Linked DNA regions of Mus musculus: region 2 is linked to region 1. A link is a contact called in ENCODE Hi-C or POLR2A ChIA-PET data. All regions are on one chromosome and are shown on one strand. The core of a region is the stretch at or near the end of the contact, and the rest is flanking DNA. Distances in the headings are between cores, read along the strand shown. Region 1 holds the start of Gmnn (geminin). Region 2 holds the start of BC005537 (cDNA sequence BC005537).

What was found. Hi-C counts contacts between places; a loop is a spot of excess contacts on that map. ChIA-PET counts read pairs that join two places held with the same protein, here RNA polymerase II (POLR2A).
Region 2: a map of heart shows a loop between it and region 1 (6-fold over the local background). The contact joins the promoter of BC005537 here to the promoter of Gmnn in region 1. A Hi-C loop is called at or near these places in 7 of 37 maps with a recorded cell type or tissue (T-helper 1 cell, T-helper 2 cell, gastrocnemius and 1 more). POLR2A ChIA-PET finds 5 or more read pairs at or near these places in 4 of 5 experiments (Patski and embryonic stem cell).

The regions. Positions count from the first base shown.
Region 1 is chr13:24,760,648-24,764,386 of GRCm38, forward strand. Gmnn (geminin) reads right to left here and starts at 1,290. Exons shown (of 7, transcript NM_020567.2): 1 at 1,166-1,290.
Region 2 is chr13:24,799,949-24,803,514 of GRCm38, forward strand. It overlaps BC005537 (cDNA sequence BC005537), which reads left to right and starts at 1,709. Exons shown (of 5, transcript NM_024473.3): 1 at 1,709-3,561. The coding sequence starts at 3,433.

The sequences.
Region 1 (3,739 bases), core at 40-2,539:
TAACCAGACACAAGTCCATAATACCAGCAGCTGGGCAGAGAACCAGAATTCAAGGTTATAGTCAGCTACGTAGCAAACACAAGACCAAGCTGAATTTAAAAGGAGGCTAGGGGGAACGGTAAACTGTACCCCCCACCTCTTACTTACATGTAATTAAAAATTTACATTGTGCCCTGGCACTCACCCATGTATGCAAATATAAACAACTTATAGCCCAGCCAGAGTGGTGTTCTGTTATTTCCTATTCTATTTCAAGTTAATAAAACCCGATCGCCAAAAACAAAACAAAACAAAACAAAACAAAAATTGGGCAGCGGTGGCACACGCCTTTAATCCTAGCACTTGGGAGGCAGAGGCAGGCGGATTCATGAGTTCAAGGCCAGCCTGGTTTACAGAGTGAGTTCCAGGCCAGGGCTACACAGAGAAACCCTCTGTCTCGGAAAAACAAACAAACAAACAAACAAACAAACAAAAAACCCGATCGGAAACCTATTCGCAGGGGCTTTGATGTATTTCTCTTTTCTTTTTAAATGGCTAAGTGGGCAAAGCTGACCTTGAACTCCTGTACCTCCTGCCTCAACCTCCTGGGTGCAGGAGACTGAGCACTGACACCAGGCCCAGACTTGGATAACGAAGGCAGTGGGCCAAGATCCCGCTATCATTAGTGAGTCGTGAGCACAGAGACAGTGTCGGAGAACCTACTATCACCTACAGCGGCACCACTGGGAGAGCAGACGCAGGACTCAATGCCCTTGTCCCAGGAGTAGCGTTTGCTGCAGTTGGTGAGCAGGCGGGAGGGATCTACACCCAGTTCAACCCCTAGCCGTGCAATCAGCCCGGACTCCGAGGCAGCAAACTTCCCCGGGCGCGCCGGCCCCGCCCAACGCGGCGCGCGCCAGCCAATAGGAAGAGCGAACACCAGAGCGCGCCAAAACCGACCTCACCAATGGCGCAGCCCCTCGTCTCAGCTCGCCCAGCTTTGCCTTGCAGTCGGGCCGAGACTCGGGTCCCTTTCAAGTCCCCAGACTCGGGTCCCTTCAAATCGTCGCCTCCCAGGCCGGCTCCCCGTGGCTGAGAAGCAGGCCGGGCATTCGGGCCAGCCCGGCGATCCCGCGGCCGGAGTTGCACTCGCCCCGCCCTCGGTCTCCCGCGCCCTCGGACTCACAGACAGCAATGCTCAGTTCCCGGCGAGCGTGAGAGCCGCACAAGGCCCTGGCACCACACCGGATTCAACGACGCCAGAACGACCCGAACCTGCAGACTAACCCGCCGACCCGGTAGCTGACGCGCCGAAAGGCGGAGCCTCGGCATTCAGCCAATCGCCTCTCGCCGCCGCCCACCGCGCCCGTGGCTTCCGTGCGCCTGCGCACCCAGCCAAGGTGCGTGCAGTCTCTGGAAGAGGTCACCGAGGTTCCTCTTGCCTTAGGAGTGTGTGCCCTCTGACCTTGCCGTCTGACCCTCCGCTTCCGGCTCCAAGTGTCTGCCGGCGAGGACAAAAGAGACTCTCACTAGCGGCAAACACGAGAATATACATATATTTTTTCCAAGGTATTTTGTGTGTTTAGTTTTTAATATACATACATGCAAGCATGCATACCTAGATGCGCACACACTAAAGGAAGCAAATAAACAGACGAAACGTGATGACTCAAAAGTCACACTGTGACAGTCACTAGAAATAGCAAGGGCCCGCTTCAAGCTAACAAAAAAAGTTGAAGCTGAGGAATTTTAACTCTATACTTAAGACAGATGACTTTTACTGTATTTGAACTAGACCTCAATTAACTGGCAAGATGGCTCCTTGGTTGAGAGCATTTGTTCTTGCACGGGACAAACCTGGGTTTGGTTCCAAGCACCCACATGGTGGCTTACAACCATCCATAGCCCTTGTTCCAGGAGATCTGATGCCCTTCATGGACACCAAGATGAATATGCATCACACAGGCAACTTTGAAAAACCTAAACTATACCTCAGTAAATCTAAACAAAGGAGGGAGGGCTGCAATACAGGAAACCTCTATAAAGGACTTCCTGGCTGGCTATATAAATATAAGTTTAAAGCCAGCCAGGTTACATAGACAGAATGCAGTAGGGTTGCTAACACCAGAACCTGCTTTATCAGTCAATAACAATTTAGAAGGAAACAGAACTAGGGCCAAGGGAACCGCGATGGCCTAGAGGCTGAGAAAAGTCAATGTATTTGTCACCTTACTTGTTGCTGTAACAAATACCTGACCAGTGCAACTTAAGGAAGGGTTTGTCGGGGCTCACAATTTAAGCGTACAGTCCTCAGAGTCGGGAAGGTATGGCAGTGGGGGGAAGGGGGGCAGCAGGTCCCATACATGCAGGCCAAGCATTTGTACACATACAAAATGTTGCATGTTAGCCAGCACTAAATCCTGCTCAATGGGAAAATATTCTATCCATTTCCACAGAGAACCTGTATTCTATGGTCCAGCCAGTTACCACACTATCACCTCTCAGCCTCAAGTCCCCTGGCAAGTTCCAGAGGAACTGCATATGTGTTCTGCCCTCAGAATACTGGCGACTTCTCCTTTGCTCTCTCATGCTCTCTAGTGAGACCTGGACTTCAGGTCTGGATGAGGAAGAAAGTTCTTGGTGGGAAAGTTAAGATTCTTCCTACTCAAATTTTTGTGGATTATTTTGTTTGCTTGCTTGCTTCTCAAACAGGGTTTCTCTGTGTAGCCTGGACTGTCCAAGAACTCACTCTGTAGAACAGGCTGGCCTCGAACTCATAGAGATCTGCTTGCTTCTGCATCCCGAGTGCTGGGATTATAGGTGTGCACCAACACCACACTGAGGCTGTTACTCAAAGTTTTAAAAGAATTTTCTTTTCCTAAGAAATGCAATTTGAAGCTGGGTATGATAGCTCACACCTGTAATCCAAACACTAGGGAAGTTGAGGCAGGAGGATCTTGAGTTTGAAGTCATCCTGAGCTATGTAGGGAGACCCTATTCCAAAATGAGGGAACGGGGGGAGGGGAGGGGGAGAGAGGGAGAGGCTAAGGAAATGGCTAAGCAGATAGAGTGCTTACTGCAGAGACTTACCATGTGAATTCCATCCCCAGGACCCGATGGTAAGAGAGCACTGGCTCTTAAAAGTTGTCCTCTGACCTACACACACACACACACACACACAGAGAGAGAGAGAGAGAGAGAGAGAGAGAGAGAGAGAGAGGTGAATGTAAAGAATAGAAAAAGAAAAGTGACATAAGGAACAGCGGCTACCCTTTCCACCTAAAGATGAGATGCAGATCTTGGAGAAACTGCATACCCTATGGGACTCTACCTATGAAACTTTCTGTAAGTATATACTCTCTAGAACTATATATATATTTGTAGTCTCCCCTCCCCCAGCCTGAAACCTGCTTGCTCAGGGGTGGAGCTTCTTGCTCATTCGTTCTGCCACGCCCACTGCTGGAACCTGCGGAGCCACACACGTGCACCTTTCTACTGGACCCGAGATTATTCGGCGGGAATCGGGTCCCCTCCCCCTTCCTTCATAACTAGTGTCGCAACAATAAAATTTGAGCCTTGATCAGAATAACTGTCTTGGCTACATTCCTTTCTCTCGCCACCTAGCCCCTCTTCTCTTCCAGGTTTCCAAAATGCCTTTCCAGGCTAGAACCCAGGTTGTGGTCTGCTGGCCGGACACAACAATTGGCGAACCAACGCGGGACTGAGAAACGGCAAAGGATTTTTGGAAGAGACGCTGCTG
Region 2 (3,566 bases), core at 459-2,958, 40 kb after region 1:
TTTATCACACCAGAGTCTCACAAACCGAATGAGCGCTCTTTGGGGTCAAGGACGGCGTGATTCAGCAGTAAACGTTCCAGTGTCCCATTTACCGTTGAGGATAGAGAGTCAGGAGAAGATGGGACGTAGGTCTGAGGTTCTCGGGGATCCCTGTTCACTGTGGTGGAGGAATCACACGTAGAGTTCGGCTGCCTCTTCCGATCCTAGCAACAACGCATACAAGGGCTTCTGTCGCTTAAAGCCCGAGGTCCGTTCGCCTTGGTGGTGCAGGAAGAGGGGTGAGGATAGAGGCGCATGGACTGAGGCTATACTCGTTGGGGTGCAAGCAAGCTTCATTCCGCTAACTCGAAATGATTTCTCCGTTGTTGCCAACTGGCCGACTTCTAGGGAATAATAAAATGACCCTAACCACCCTTCAGTCTTCCGGGTTTCTTCCTCACTCTGGCCCTTCCAACACCCATTTTTCCGCCCACTTCCCCGGCTTTGGCTTTTGAGCATCTCTGGAGCAGTGATTCTCAACCTCCCCATTGCTAAGATCCTTCAGTACTGTTCCTCATATTGTGCTGACTCCCAACCGTAAATTTCTGTTGCTACTTCTTAACTGTAATGTTGCTGCTGTTATGAATGTTAATGTTTTCCGATGGTCTTAGGCAACCTCTATAAAAGGATCATTGGATTCTCCCGTATGGGGTGCGACCCACAGGTTGAGAACCGCTGCTTTAACAGGACCCCCACCCTACCCCACCCCCTAAGTCCAACTACCGCTCCCCAGCATAGCCCAGGGTGGAGCTACTCTCTCCGCTTCGTCATGGAGGGCGTAGGGGGCGTGCTCTTATGACGTAAAAGGACGGGGCGGGGGAGACCTGGACAGCCTGACGGAGGGACAGAGGGGCGGAGGGAGTGGCGGGAGACCCTTGCCACGCCTTAGGACTTTCCATATTGATAAATAGGGGAAATGTGTGTTCTCAAACACCCCTAGGAAAAGAAGTATCTTACTGAAAGCCTAATTTCAAAGCTACTCACTATTTATACCGACTTTTATATGTCACACATTACTAGCTTTTCGGTTTTTCTGTCTCCATAACTGTGAAAACCTTCACGCTTCTTTTCCCGCCTCCCCCTTCAGTTTTTGCCACAGATGGTAGCGTCCGGGGCGCGCGCAGGCGTAGAGCGCTCGGGGCGGTGCCGCGGAGGGGCGGGTGACGCAGCAGCCGTCGCTGCCATTTTAAGTTGTTTGTTCTTGTTTCTTTTCCTCAAACGCGACTCAGCCCCGGACCCGGGAGGTTCCAGCGGCAGCCGCTGCTTCTGAAGCCACTCCGGTGCGGGGGGTGGGGGAACCGAGGCTGTGGCCCCGCGGACGCTCGACCTCCTCCTCCGTTGCGGCTCTCTCCCCCCATCCGTCGGGGCTCTCTCTTGGACTATCTTCCTGAACCGGACTGTTGGGCGAAGCAGGCCTCGGGAGCCGACGCTCGAACCGAGACAACTTTGCCGGGCTCACTCCGCGGACAGGCCGTAGCGCAGGGCTCCCCTCCTTCCCTCTTCCCTCCCGCGCGCTTTCCTCTTCCTCGCCGTCTCCCCCCTCCCCCTACCAACCCCGCGCCGCGTCCTTCCCTCCGTCGCCGCCCGGGGCGCCGAGCCCGACTATGGGGCCCAGGTGGGGGCTGAGTGGCGGCAGCAGCGCGCGTGGCCCGGCCACAGAGCGCAGCGCAGCGGGCATGGAGGGGCTCCGTCGGCCCGTCGTGTTCTCTTGACATGGCTCCCGCCCGCGCCACGAGCAGCGCCCCCGCCGCCGCCGCCGCCTCCTCCTCCGCAGCCGCCGCTCCGCCCGCAGGCTGCGGCTAGACGGCCCACCGACGGTCGGCCTGCGAGTCCCGCTCTCCTCTCCGCGGGGACCCCGCCCTGCCGCCTAGATCCCGGCCTCTCTGTCCCCTTGGGAAACCACCCAGCCGCCCCCACTCGGGAAACATGGGCTGTTGAACGGGAAAAGCGAATCTAGAACCCGGGAACTTCATTCCTTGCTTTTTTTTGGGGTGGGAGGGTGGGCTTCCTTTTAAGAAGTAATTATTATTAACACGATTATTCTCTTCTTTTCCCCTCCTCCCAACTGATCCTTCCTACTTAACTCTCTTCCCGCCTCCTCTACCCGGGCGGGAATTGTTTCCACATTGAAATGAGTGAGAACCCGAGTGATCCAGTGTCTCCCGTGGTGCGAGTGAGTCGCTGCCGCTGAAGGCCAGGGGTTGTGGGTGGGACCTGGGGGTCGAAGGCAGGTGATCCCCGGGCCCGGCCTGGGACGTGGGAGAACCCGCCACCTTAGCCTCAGCCATGCTCACACGAAGATAATCGAACTCCCTACCATCCCGAACTTGAACGGGGTCAAATTTATACGGAGGGCTCCCCGGGGAATGTAGAACCCACCGCAGGGCTAAGGGTGCTTGGATCCCGGGCATTAATCAGGGCTAATCACAGAGCCGGAATAACTATTAATACCGTTTAATAGACCCCCCTTTCCCTCTGCCATCATGGTTCTCCTTGGCAGCAGCGTTCGCAGCCGCCTGAGGGTGAAAACGTGGGTGATGGGGAAGTTGGTAATGACTCCGCTGTTTTTTCTCATGACTCCTTTGGGCAACAGCTGTCCACCCCCGGTATACACTGTAGTTGATTGCAGGGAAACCCTGTACCTCTCCCCTTCTTTCTCTGCTGATTTTGCACTTTTCTCTTTGCTCACCACCAAGTGTAATCAATAGCAAAGCACTGACAGTTCATAGCAGTAGTGAAATCTGAAATAACTAAGAATTAATCAGGTACTACAGCCATGGATCTGGCTGGGTAAAATCCAACTGGGGATTTCAGTTTCATTCACCTACCCTGTTTTGGTGGTTTTCAGTTTTTGGGTTTTTTGTTTTGGGGGGGGTATTTTTTTTTTCCCTGTATTTGGGAAGCAACATCACAATTTTCCCTCCCTTTTCTCAATTTCTTAATCCCTTTTCTGAAAAGGGACTATGCGAATGGGTTTCAAGGATTGGACCGGTGTCAGCTGTGTTTTACTGCGCACCTAAATCCTGATGATCGGTTTTTCATTTTCCCCTCAATGGCTTTTATTTTGGCAGTTTAGCCACATGTGTTTTCCAGAAAGTTAGTTCCAAGTTTTTTTCTCCTCTTTCTTTCCTTCCCCTTCACCTTCCCCATCTAACCCCCAAACATTATTGTCCAAACATGACTGGACAGCAACTTTTGTTTCTTGACCCTGTGGTATGACAGTCTGCTAATATTGTTAGAAGGTGCAGTTTGGGGGTTACAGTTGTGATTTAGCTATTCAATCATATTAGCAGGAAAAAAAATGACTTGTTTCTGTTGTACTTGAGTCTTAAGAAAAAGTGCCCATAGTTTAGTGACAATTTCCAAAGGCTTTAGTACCACCTGTATTTCAAAATGGGGGACCCAAACTCCCGGAAGAAACAAGCTCTGAACAGACTACGTGCTCAGCTTAGAAAGAAAAAAGAATCTCTAGCTGACCAGTTTGACTTCAAGATGTACATTGCCTTTGTGTTCAAGGAGAAGGTAAT